Linked DNA regions of Homo sapiens: region 2 is linked to region 1. The links are chromatin loops, found by intact Hi-C in ENCODE. Cell type or tissue: endothelial cell of umbilical vein. All regions are shown on one strand. Each heading gives the region's core, and the rest is flanking DNA. Links, peaks and the distances in the headings are about the cores only.

What was found. A loop is a pair of places that touch in the nucleus more often than their neighbours do. Peaks named below come from ENCODE experiments on the same cell type or tissue, not always from the same donor. Only the 100,000 strongest peaks of a DNase experiment are listed, where the experiment ranks them.
Region 2: it touches region 1 in a loop (13-fold over the local background); 1 of 110 quality-filtered maps calls a loop at or near these places.

Annotation. Positions count from the first base shown.
Region 1 is chr10:13,981,689-13,987,858 of GRCh38, reverse strand. The region is part of intron 2 of FRMD4A (FERM domain containing 4A); the gene reads left to right. Among named protein-coding and RNA genes, the nearest start is that of FRMD4A-AS2, 6.8 kb to the left of the region's middle. In endothelial cell of umbilical vein, for the core only: no CTCF peak of the experiment used is centred there; a DNase peak (open chromatin) is centred at 3,088; H3K27ac peaks cover 2,688 bases.
Region 2 is chr10:13,680,885-13,687,054 of GRCh38, reverse strand. The region is part of intron 15 of FRMD4A (FERM domain containing 4A); the gene reads left to right. Among named protein-coding and RNA genes, the nearest start is that of PRPF18, 97 kb to the right of the region's middle. RefSeq lists a silencer at 229-348. In endothelial cell of umbilical vein, for the core only: no CTCF peak of the experiment used is centred there; DNase peaks (open chromatin) are centred at 584, 2,464 and 2,944; H3K27ac peaks cover 3,408 bases.

The DNA of each region.
Region 1 (6,170 bases), core at 415-5,414:
TGAAATCATTAGACCTTCTGCTTTGCTTAGAAATCTTGTTCTGTTAAATTGTACGATGTCCTCTTTAATAACAGGAAGTCAGGTCTCAGAATCAGCAACATTTGTGTTCTTTGTGCATCGAGTTAAAGAAAAGTAAGTGTGTCCCCTGCAGTTTCCTCGTGGTCGGGGAAGAGAGACGGATGAGTAAATGACCCATGGATGAGTCACTCATTTCTATAACGAGTCAAAATGCTCTGTTGGCCGCAGGTTGTAACCTCTGAATATTCTAGTCTCCCATCCAGAGACAAAGGAGGGAGTGATCAGGGTCTCAGCTTGGCTGCTTGGTTCCTGACGTTGGGCGAACTCAAGTACTGAAATATCACATCATTAAGAAATGACTTTAATGTAGAAATAAATGCATGTTACTAATATTCAGGCTTTTCAAGTCTGTAAGTGGGCCCTCATGGTGGAAGGAGACATCCTGTTACTTTAAACAAAATATTTCTTTTCACGATTTAACTTTTTCATGGGAGGGGTGGGAAAAAGTTGGGTGGAAGTTTCTTAAGAGTCGATTTTCCATTCTGCATATGGGGGAAGGATCGTTTATTAACTCCTTCCATGGGCCAGTTGCTCTGCTGGGGTTTCTATCCCACGATAGTTCAGAGGTAAAGTGGCAGATCTTTCGAAGCCATGTGAAAATATGAAGCTGTAAACATTAAGTACAGTGACGGACACAGCTTGCTTCTATTTCTCTCAATCACCCTAAGTCCAAGAACTAAGGTTGAGCTACGAGCCTAGATCTATGAGATCTGTGAGATCTGAGGGCCTAGATCTATGGCTCTCAAAGTGTAGTCACATAGCCAGAACATCAGCCTCTCCTGGTAACCTGTTTGAAATGCAAATTCCCAGGCCCTACAGACATGTTTTTCCATGCCCTGCAGGTGATTCTCATACAGGTATGAGAACCACTGACCGAAACCCTTAGGTTCCATTGTGAATTGAAGAACTCATCTGCAAGCCACCAAGACCTGGTGATCTAGGGGTCTACAGCAGTGGTTCTTCTCCTTGGCTGTACCCTAGAAACCCTGAGATGCTTCTCAAAAATAACAATACTGAGTCCCTCCCCCAGACCAATAAAATCAGAATCTCTAGGAGCGGGGTGCAGGGAAAAGCTTTTCTTTTTTTTTTTTCCTTATATTTATTTTATTTATTTATTTATTTTTATTATTATTGTTATACTTTAAGTTTTAGGGTACATGTGCACAATGTGCAGGTTAGTTACATATGTATACATGTGCCATGCTGGTGTGCTGCACCCATTAACTCGTCATTTAGCATTAGGTATATCTCCTAATGCTATCCCTCCCCCCTCCCCCCACCCCACAACAGTTCCCAGAGTGTGATGTTCCCCTTCCTGTGTCCATGTGTTCTCATTGTTCAATTCCCATCTATGAGTGAGAACATTTAGCGTTTGGTTTTTTGTCCTTGTGATAGTTTACTGAGAATGATGATTTCCAATTTCATCCATGTCCCTACAAAGGACATGAACTCATCATTTTTTATGGCTGCATAGTATTCCATGGTGTATATGTGCCACATTTTCTTAATCCAGTCTATCATTGTTGGACATTTGGGTTGGTTCCAAGTCTTTGCTATTGTGAATAGTGCCGCAATAAACATACTTTCTTAAAACTTCCCAGGGGACCCCCATGGGCAGCCAGGGCTGACACCCTGGGACCACAGGAAGGGAGGACCCAGGTGGGAGAGGGTTGCTGCCGTGGCTGTAATGTCTACGCCTGTGGAAGGGAGCCTGCAGTCATTGTGCAGAATCCAAGCAGCCCCTAGAAACTCTCAGTTCTAGACAAAAGAGATGACCAAAGCCACGGGTGGCTGCAGTGTCGGGACAGTGGGGCTGGGGAGGGGCTTCGTTTGGAGCCAGTTGGTGCTGTCCTGCCAGATTGCACCTTCTCATCCCTCCCAGCTGCAGGTGTGAAAAGCTGCCAGCCTGCTCAGTTCCTAAATCAGCATCGCCAGGGCTGGCAGACTTCTAGAGGGCGGCTGTACGCTAGTGAGCAGTGTAAACCTGCTCTAAAGCTTGTGTCAAAGGCTTAGGATGGGCCAGGGGCCCTCCTGTGCCCTAGGCTGTGGTTGTTTCTTCCCAAACCCAGGCCAACCCAGTGGGCTTATGCCCTCAGCCTGGACCTGTTCTCTGCTTTCCCGTGGAGACTGGTGCCTGCCAGGGCTGCGACATGGTTCCATGGCTGGCTTTTGCTAACCCTGCTCCCAGCTCAGGGCCCTTCTTCACATCTAAAAGGATCCTATTCTCTCTCCGGCATCCCAACCTTAGCATATGCCTGGCTTTCCAGGCTCTTAGGCCTGACCTGAACTCACACCCACTCCCTGAAGACTACCTACATTCAAGGAGATTTAAATGAGTCTAGAGCCAGAATCAGCCTGTAGCCACCAACCCCTCAAACCACCCAAGGCCAGTGGGAGGTGCTCAGCAGGCGTCCTCCATTCCAGCCTCCTTCCCTGTCCCATGGTCCTGAGTAGAGAGACCAGCTGACCTTACCACCAAGGCTCCAGGGTCCCAGTGAGCAGATCAGCCAGCCCCAAGTATGCAGGAGGAGGGACACCCGAGGGCGAGGCTGGGGCCTAGGGGCCAAACACGTGAGCCGGACTTCAGAGCTAAGCTCCCACTCCAGCCCGGAATGCGAAGGCAAACCAAGCAGACGGAGGAAAGGTCAGGGTGAGCCAGCCACCTTGGGAGTCAAAGGAGCACAGGGTTACCTGAAGCCCACACCAGCAGGGCTCATGAGGCTAAGCCACTCCTAGATGTCAGCAGGCATGTCTGTGGGCAGCGTCCCTGCCTGCTTCAGGAGTGGAGCAAGCGCTGCCTGTGGCAGAAATAGTAGGTGGGAAAGATCAGTATCTAACAGCACAGAGCTTCCCCCAAATTACACACAGGATTGCCATGGGATCCAGCAGTCTCACTCCTGGGTAAATCCCCAAAGGAATGGGAAGCAGGGACTTGGGGAGATATTTACACACTCTTAGTCACAGCAACGTGAGTCACAGTAGCCAAAAAGTGGAAACAACCCAAGTGCCCGCTGATGGATGAATGTGGTCTCTCCATACAATGGAACATTACTCAGCCTTAAAAAGGAAGCGAATTCTGACACATGCTACACCACGGATGAACCCTGAGCACCTTATGCTGAGTGAAATAAGCCAGTCACAAAAAAACAAATAATATGTTTCCTCTTATACGAGCTACGAAGAATTGTCAAACCGACAGGGACAGAAAGCAAAACAGAGTTACCAGAAGATGGAGAGGGGAGGAATAGGAAGTTACTGTTTAATGGGTACAGAGGTCGGTTTTGCAATCTGAAAAACTTCTGGAGATGGCTGCACAACGCTGTGAATATACTTAATGCCACTGAACGGCACATTTAAAAATGGTTAAAATTGTAAAGTTTGTATTACGTATATTTTACCACAATAAAAATAGGTCAGTATCTGGAACTGAAAGGGTTGGGGGTTGGATGCCCACAGGTAGGTGCTTCCATCCATCACACATGAAATGAGGAAGGGGCTGTTCACCTGGCCACAAGGGGAAACTTCACCCCTGGGCTCTGGACACACGTTCGACTTCATAAAACCCCGCCATGTGGGCTGCTCTGGTTTTAACGCTTTGAAATCTGTCCTGGGTTTTGCTGAAGGAGCTGGCGTGCCCCCTGCAGAAAGCACCCCAGGCCACTTCACCGTGGTCAGACTCAGGAAGGGGCCCTCAGACTTGCCCCTCATCAGTGGCTCACTACCGAGACCCCTAGTTCCAGCTGAGTGAGGAGCCGTGGTTCCCAGTTGTTTTTTTTTTGAGACAGAGTCTCCTTCTGCCACCCAGGCTGGAGTACAGTGGCGCAGTCTCGGCTCACTGCAACCTCTGCCTCCCAGGTTCAAGCGATTCTCCTGCCGCAGCCTCCCGAGTAGCTGGGATTATAGGTGCCCGCCATCATGCCCGGCTATTTTTGTTTTTTTTTTTAGTAGAGACGAGGTTTCACCACATTGGCGAATTTGGTCTCGAACTCCTGACCTAAGGTGATCCGCCTGCCTCGGCCTCCCAAAGAGCTGGGATTACAGGCATGAGCCACCGCGCCCGGCCCCCAGTTTATTAAGAAACATTAACAGATCTAACAGATGGCTCTCACCTCCTAGGTATCTCCTGGTCTCTGAATTCTAAATCACCACTTTTGTTTCTGCAACAAGAGGGAAATAACCAATACCTCAAACCAATTTCCTTCTTCTCTAGGGAATTATATTTTAGTATAATTTACCTCAAATTATACTACCCAGAAACATTTTTCTGGAAAAAAATATATATATATTCTGGGTTTTTTTGATGACTCGAACAATCAAGTCTAAGCTCATTGTCCTTATAGATTTTCAATGCCTTCATGGCCTAGGAGGATGTAATTACGTTTTTTTTCTATTGAAGCGTTAAAGGGCATTGCTCTTCTTTGCATCGGTCATTTCCCAGCTCCTGGCTTGTCAATTTCACGGTTGCCTCGGCTCAGGGGAGGATGAACTTTGCTTTATTGCAAATGAGGAAGAGGACTGCTTGCAAATTTAGGAACACATTGAGCCTTGGGTTAAGTAAATATTTCACTTATATGGGACACTTGGCCTCTGTCAGAAATTGGCGACCAGCCTGGCCGACATGGTGAAACCTCATCTCCACTAAAAATACAAAAATTAGCCTGGTGTAGTGGCACACGCCTATAGCCCCAGCTAGTTGGGAGGCCGAGGCAGGAGAATCCAGAATCACTTGAACCAGGAGGCAGAAGTTGCAGTGAGCCGAGATCTTCCCACTGCACGACAGAGCCAGACCCCATCTCAAAAAAAGAAAAAAGAAATTAAAAGAAAGAAATTGACAGGACAAAGAGGACCTGCAAATAGAGGGACTTCTTGTTGGCTGATGCACCTGTAGGGCGAGGAGAAATCTTTGCCTTTGCCCTCAGAAAGTTCGCTGAAAATTAGCTGACAAAATCAGTACATTCATAGAGGAAAAGGCATACAAATTTATTTGATCATACTTTTATGCGACACAGGAGCCTTCAAAATAAAGACCCAAAGATACAGGCAAACTGTCTATTTTTATGCTTAGGTTCAGTGAAGTATGGGCAGCCATGTAGATAATACAACTGGACAAAATGTGTCTAATGGACTGAGTGGGAAGACCCAGTAAGGCCTGTCTGTCTAGATTCTTCTTGGCCTCTCTGAGCAGCGTTCCTTCCTTCTGGGTATAGGGCAGGACCCTCTCTGGAATGGGGGTCTTATGACCTACAGTCAAACAAGGTAGGTCAGAGGATCCCTTCCCCCCCCTCCCCTCCCCTCCCCTCCCCTCCCCTCCCCTTCCCTTCTCAGGCTGAAGTACAGTGGTGAAATCACAGCTTACTGTAGCCTTGACCTCCTGGGCTCAAGTCATTCTCCTACCTCAGCCTCTCTAAGTGTTGGAATTACAGGCGCATGCCACCGTGCCCAGCTAATTTTTTATTTTTTGCAGAGATGGGGTCCTCCTATGTTGCCCAGGGTGGCCTCGAACTCCTGGGCGCAAGTGATCCTCCTGCCTTGGCCTCCCAAAGTGCTGGGATTACAGGCATGAGCCACTATGCCCAGCTGAGAATTTCTTTGTGTTTAGCTTTAACATAGAAAGATGTAAAAGGGGAAATTTCAAGTGACATTTTTAGGTTTTATGGCTGGCTTTGGGAAAAAAGGGTTCTGGTTTCCAGAAACCACCTTGGGGAAGAGGGATTCTAGTTTGTATGGCTACGCCTGTGGGAGGATGAGGGGCCAGAGACGGGAGGATCAGAGATGGGAAAAGGTCAGAGAGAGCTGCTTCTAAGGCTTTCATTTTTGAGTAACATTTTCTGAGCCCCAATACATATAATCCGGCAGGTAACCTGGCCTCACTTTCTCCTCACCTGCACACCTACCTGCTTCTACCTGCAGGTCACTGGATCCCCACTGGGAGCTTGACCCCCTGCCCTAACAGGAAGAACAGAAAATTGCAGTCACAGGGAGATGGAGCAGTCTCCAGCCTGCTTTGGCCTCCCTTTTTTTTTTTTTTTTTTTTTTTTTTTTGACACGGAGTCTTGCCCTGTTGCCCAGGCTGGAGTGCAATGGCGTGATCT
Region 2 (6,170 bases), core at 475-5,474, 300 kb after region 1:
CCTCCCAACATGCTGGGATTACAGGCTTGAGCCACCACACCTGGCCAAGCCATCAGAGAACAGTTCTGATTTCAATGGGAGTTAGGAGAGTTAGTTTTTGTTCTCAGGCTTTTTAAGGAAAATAGCACAAACCCACTTAGGAAATACCCAGTGTGCTGCAGGGACGTGTGGCTTGTTGTATTAACCACTGAAACGAATAAATGGGACTGCAGCATTTCTTAAATGAGATGATGAGGCTGATCTTGGCTTCTCGACTAGAAGTCTAGGGCCATAAACGACCCATTCTCTGTAAAACTAAGGGATATGTTGTGTTTTCAAGTAGGAATTTGGCTGTGTGATTACTGAGATGGCCATTGAGTCATCTGCAGTGTGATCAGCAAGATTGCGAAGAATCTGGTGATGGATCTTGGGTTTAAAAAACGAGAAATGAAACAAAACTTGCAGTCTGTCATTGTACCCTGGCTCTGACACTTTCTGTTCTGGGAGAAAACAGGTTGTGCTAAACATGGGCCTGGCATTGCCTGGGATCCGTCCACATTCAGTCCTCAGCTGTTGACACACTCCCATTCTCTGAATGCTAGCACTTCCTCCCATTGTTAAGGAGTTTATTAATAACTAATGTAACAATGAGAGTGCCAGCTATCTGACATCTCTCCAAACAGAGAGGGGAGCTGATAGGCTCTGTCAGCGTCATGATGGCGGCTGTGTTCAGCTCAGAATTCACTGCCTTGCGCTGATATAAATCACACGACGTTTTTCGGTTTTGTCTTCATCCCTTCTCTTTTGTCCTTCCTCCTTCTCCTCCCTGTATCTCTGTTCCTGGCCTTTTAAAGTCCTCCATTACCCATGGCCTGTGGCCTCTCCTTTTAGGTCTAACAATGGACAGGATTCCAGGGGCCTTAATTTTGGTCATAGCCTCTGCTCTGCCCCAGGGCGCAGCCAAAGTCGGATTGTGCCAGGGTTTGTTTATGCTGGACCGTGTGCCCAGGGAGAGCTGCGAAATCTCTTTCTGGGGAATGGATGGTTCTGGACATGTTTGAGCAGGACTGGCCTGAGTCAAAATTGAGAGGGAGACAGAGTCGTTATCCCTTTCTGTTCTTATTTTGGGGGAAATAAAGACAAAGTCATTTACACAGCTATATTTATCCCCTGAGGTGTTACTAATAAAGGAGCATTTGCCCACTAAAGGGAACCAGGACCAAATGACAATGTATAACCTAAATGAATGACTTTCCAATGATAACTTTTTTTTGAGACAGGGTCTCGCTCTGTCGCCCTGAGTGCAGTGGTGCAATGCTAGCTCACTCCAGCCTCAAACTCCTGGGCTTAAGCGATCCTCCTGCCTCAGCCTCCTGACTGGGTAGGACTGTGATGAAATTTTAAATACTAAAAAGAGATATAACTATCACTTCCCACGAGCGTTTCTCTGTTCCCATTTAGGGCCAGCCCTCTGTTGCAGTGCTCCTTTGCTGGGAGCACAGAATGAGGATGACTGAAATTCACAGTTAACCTGCAAACGTTGGTATTGCAATAGCCTAACAAGCTTGGACCCAGAAGATAGGTCAGCTCCCTCATTTCACAGCCTAAGAAATGGAAACTGTAGGATTTACAAACCATAGTTTCAGCTGGGTATTTTACTGGATGCTGCTAATTTTTTAAAATGAATGTTCAGTTATTTTTTTCCATTCTCCTCTCTCTCTGTTAAATTACATTTGCACTCTTCACCGAGTGCCAGTGAGCCATGGAATCTAGCCAGAAAGCAAAGCTCTTCCAGAGACTCCCAGCCACCATCAAAAGGTGCTTGGTTTTCAAAGAGCTTCAATTTCAATGCTCTCTGAAATGAACTATTTTATTTCTAAAATTTCTAAGCCTGATGAAAAGTTCTCCAAGCATGCATTTTTTCATGTTAAAAATCACATCTAATTCTCTATAACAGTCCCCAGAGATGACACGTTTATCCTGCAGTCTGCAATGTGGCATTATTTCCCGTGGTCTCCTGGGACATCTTTTATGTAAGGAATTCATCACTGAGGATTTGTCAAGGAAATAAATATCTTTTTATCATAAAGAAGAATTCTAACCTTTTCCTCATATTTATTCCTGGGATGTCTGCCAAAACTTTTCCTTACAGCTTTTACTGATCTGCTGGGAATATACCGCCTTCTTCATTTTTTTTTTTTTTTCTCTAAGGTCTAAAGAGACGGATTGTCATTTCCCTTCTTTAGTTCTAGAACAACCGATTCCTTTCTTCTTTGGAGCATTGTTTGCTTTGAAGTTTCCCCTCCTTCCAGAGAGGAAAGCACCCCTTCTCTGTCTTCTGAAATCAGTGGCTGGTCATCAATATCCCCTCTGTGTCAAAAACAGATGAGCCACGCGTGGCTCCTGACAACGTCCTCCTGGCAGAATGTGCGCTCATATCCGGTGCTGAGTCGCCCAGGGTCTTCTGAACAATTGGAGCATTTCTGGCTCGCGGCTGAATGAGGCTGAAAGAGGCTGTCCTTCCATGTGTCTGCCGGCCGGGAGGAGAGCTGCTGTTTGTGCTGCTGGCGTTGCCTCCACATCCGCTCCTCCACACCCAGCTGTCCCCGGCTGGAGTCTGGAGTTCCCCGGCTGGAAGCTGGGAAACCCACAGTGACACAGGCAGTGTCTCCAGGGTCTCAAACAATGTTCATAGCATCGGGAAGTTCACTCCAAAGATTTCCAAATGCCCCCGAAAATGACTTTCTGACTTGGCGTGAGTAACTCCATCTCTCTCTCTGCTTGGATGGGAATTGTCTTTTTAGGGTCAGCCCTTTTTGTCTTCCTCGTTGGCCAGATTATTAGTGAACTAGTTCAATGAAAATCCTTTGGATTAGGATTGAAATGTGCTCATAAGGTCGCCAAAAACAACAGATTCTATCTTTAGTATCATTCAAGTAGATCATTTCCTCCCGATAACTGGGAGGAAAGATTTTTTGCTGGAGAACTGACCTGATGACACTGTTTTCCTGACAATAATTCAGAGGCAGGCTTAACCTTCTCAGAGAGGCAATAAAAAAAGTCACCCAGCTGGGTGCAGTGGCTCACGCCTGTAATCCCAGCACTTTGGGAGTCAAGGCGGGCAGATCACTTGAGGTCAGCAGTTGGAGACCAGCCTGGCTAACATGGTGAAACCCCATCTCTACTAAAAATAGAAAAATTAGTCAGGCATGGTGGCGCACTATAATCCCAGCTACTCGGGAGGCTGAGGCAGGAGAATCACTTGAACCCAGGAGGCAGAGGTTGCAGTGAACTGAGATCACACCACTGCACTCCAGCCTGGGCGACAGAGTGAGACTCCGTCTCAAAAAGAAAAAAAAAAAACTGGATGTGACCAGCTACAATTCACGTTAATTACCCAGTTAGCTCCCGGCTGTGGGTTCCACCTTCCACCTTCTACGGCAACTACTACCTGTCTCATTCTTTTTTTTGTCTGTTTAGAGACAGGGTCTCACTCTGTTACCCAGGCTGGAGCGCAGTGGTGTGAGCATAGCTCAGTGTACTCTCAAACTCCCGGATTCAAGGGATCTTCCTGCCTCAGCCTTTTGGGCAGCTGGGACTACAGGCGTTTACCACCACATCCAACTAATTTTTTTATTTTTTGTTTTTTTTTTTTTACAGATAGGGTCTCGCTGTGTTGCCCAGGATAGTCTCAAACTCCTGGCATTAAGCAATCCTCCCGCCAGGGCCTCCCAAAGTGCTGGCATTAGAGGTGAAAGCCACCAGGCCCGGCCTATTCTTGTGGCCTGCTCTCTTCTGCCTCCCGGCAGGCAGGTCTGAGCACTGGATGCATGTCTGCTGTTCGTGTCTCTCCCACACCACCGTGCACGTGGAAGGGGCTCCAGAGGCTTCTATTAGTCGGGCGTTGTGGCGCGCTGTAATCCCAGCTACATGGGAGGCTGAGGCAGGAGAATCACTTGAACCCAGGAGGCGGAGGTTGCAGTGAGCTGAGATCACGCCACTGCACTCCAGCCTGGGTGATCCAAAGAGCCCCTGCCCTGCTTCCTTCTCTTAGGTTTTGATGCTTGCACTATCACGCAAAGAGCCCCCACTTGGGAGTCGATGTGACTGCTTTCTACACAGGTTTACCAGGGCAGCCCAGCTGAGATCAAGACAGAAAGCTCCTACCCGTGTTGAGTTTTTATGCAAGAGGCAGAAGACAGAATAGCAGAGTTAGACTCCCAGTTCAGCCTCCTTATGACTCTGTGACCTTTTCTATGAAAATGGGAGGCCAGGCGCAGTGGCTCACGCCTGTAATCCCAGCACTTTGGGAGGCCGAGGCAGGTGGATCACAGGGTCAGGAGTTCAAGACCAACCTGACCAACATACTATATCTCTACTAACCCCATCTCTACTAAAAATATAAAAATTAGCCGGGCGTGGTGGCGTGTGCCTGTGGTCCCAGCTATTCAGGAGGCTGAGGCAGGAGAATCACTTGAACCCGGGAGGTGGAGGTTGCAGTGAGCCAAGATCAGGCCACTGCACTCCAGCTTTGGTGACAAAGCGAGACTCTGTCTCAAAAAAAAAAAAAAAAAAAAAGAAAGAAAGAAAATGGGAATGATGTCTCTGTGAGGATTCAATGAAGTGCAGCAGGTAGGAAGCTCCTGTTTAGGAGTTCTCTAAAAACTCATTTCCTTACCCTTCTCCTCCTGAGCTTCCTGAATTGATGTGGCCACGGTGGGTGGTACATCTGCAAGCATTCTACGTTTCCTTGCTTGTCCACGAAATGGACTTTCTCATCTACATTTTGAAGCTCTCTGAATTGGGGTGCAGACTCCTAGTAAAGGCTAGGAATAGTGGCGGGGGAGGGTTTCAGACGGGGTCTTGCTTTGTTGCCCAGGCTGGAGTGCAGTGGCGCAATCACAGCTCACAGTAGCCTCAACACCCTCTGCTGAAGGAATTCTCCCATCTCAGCCTCCAGCGTAGCTGAGACCACAGGCATGCACTACCACGCCTTACTAATTTTTTTTTTTAATTTTTGTAGAGACAAGGTCTGGCTATGTTGCCCAAGATGGTCTCAAACTCTTGGCCTCAAGCAGTCCTCCCATTTCAGCCTCCCAAAAGTGCTGGGATTATAGGTGTGAGACACCACCCCAGCCTCACTTTTTAATAGAAAGAGTAACTGGTATTCATGTAACACTTAATATATTCTCACCTCTCTTCCAAGCATCTTCTAAGCGTTCTCTTTTAATTCTCCCAACTTCTGAAGAAGTCCTGTTTTCATTCCCATTTTACAGGGGAGGAAACAGACTTCGAGAGGTTACACAACCTTCCCAAGTCCCCACAGCTGGTAAACGGCAGTGCTGGAACACACACCCAGCCCTATTACCTCAAAACCACTGGTGTGAGCTTTGGCTTTAGAGGAAGCTACATAACAGTTTGTGTCTTCTAAAGAATATTCAGAATACTCTAATAAATCTGAGTGTTGCCTGAAACTTTACAAAAATATATATATATACACATATACATATATACATACATATATATATGTGCCTTTCACAAACCGTATTGAGATCACCTCTGTTTTCCCCTTGACTCCTACACCAACTCATGTTTGGACAACCCTTTCCAGGTAGCACTTAGCTACTGTTTTCTCAATCAATAACCTTTGAAATCTCGCCCTTCTACCTAGAATAAAGAGGTTCCATCCATCTTCTACTTCATTAATCCCAGAGACAGCTCAGATTAAACTCTGTTTAGCTTTTGAGTTTACAAATATTTGCTTCGGTCTGTTGATGAAGCAGTAAATCCTTTAGGCACTGGTTAATGATGAGACACACCCTTCCAGCCCGGGAGAGGCTGTAGCAGTAACTGAAATGAGAGCAGCACTGGCAGAAGGCTAGAAGTTAGGAAGGTAGAGAAAAAGGGGAGGGAAGATTGTGCTGTGTATAAGATGCCTGTTGTAAAAATTGCAAAAATGACTGCTAGAGGCACGAGGGAACTATCCGAGTAAGTTGTTTATTGAGTAATAGTGAATTCAGTTTGAGGAATCTTAGAGATGGGTCAATTGGTAATTTTATAGATGGAACCATGAGATTAGTAACTCAAGGCGTTACACCATTTAATGGCAGATATGTGATGAAAATCCAGTGTCTTTCCCTCCAGTCACCACCCTCTCTCCATGATAGCAGATTTAGATCATTTAATTTTTT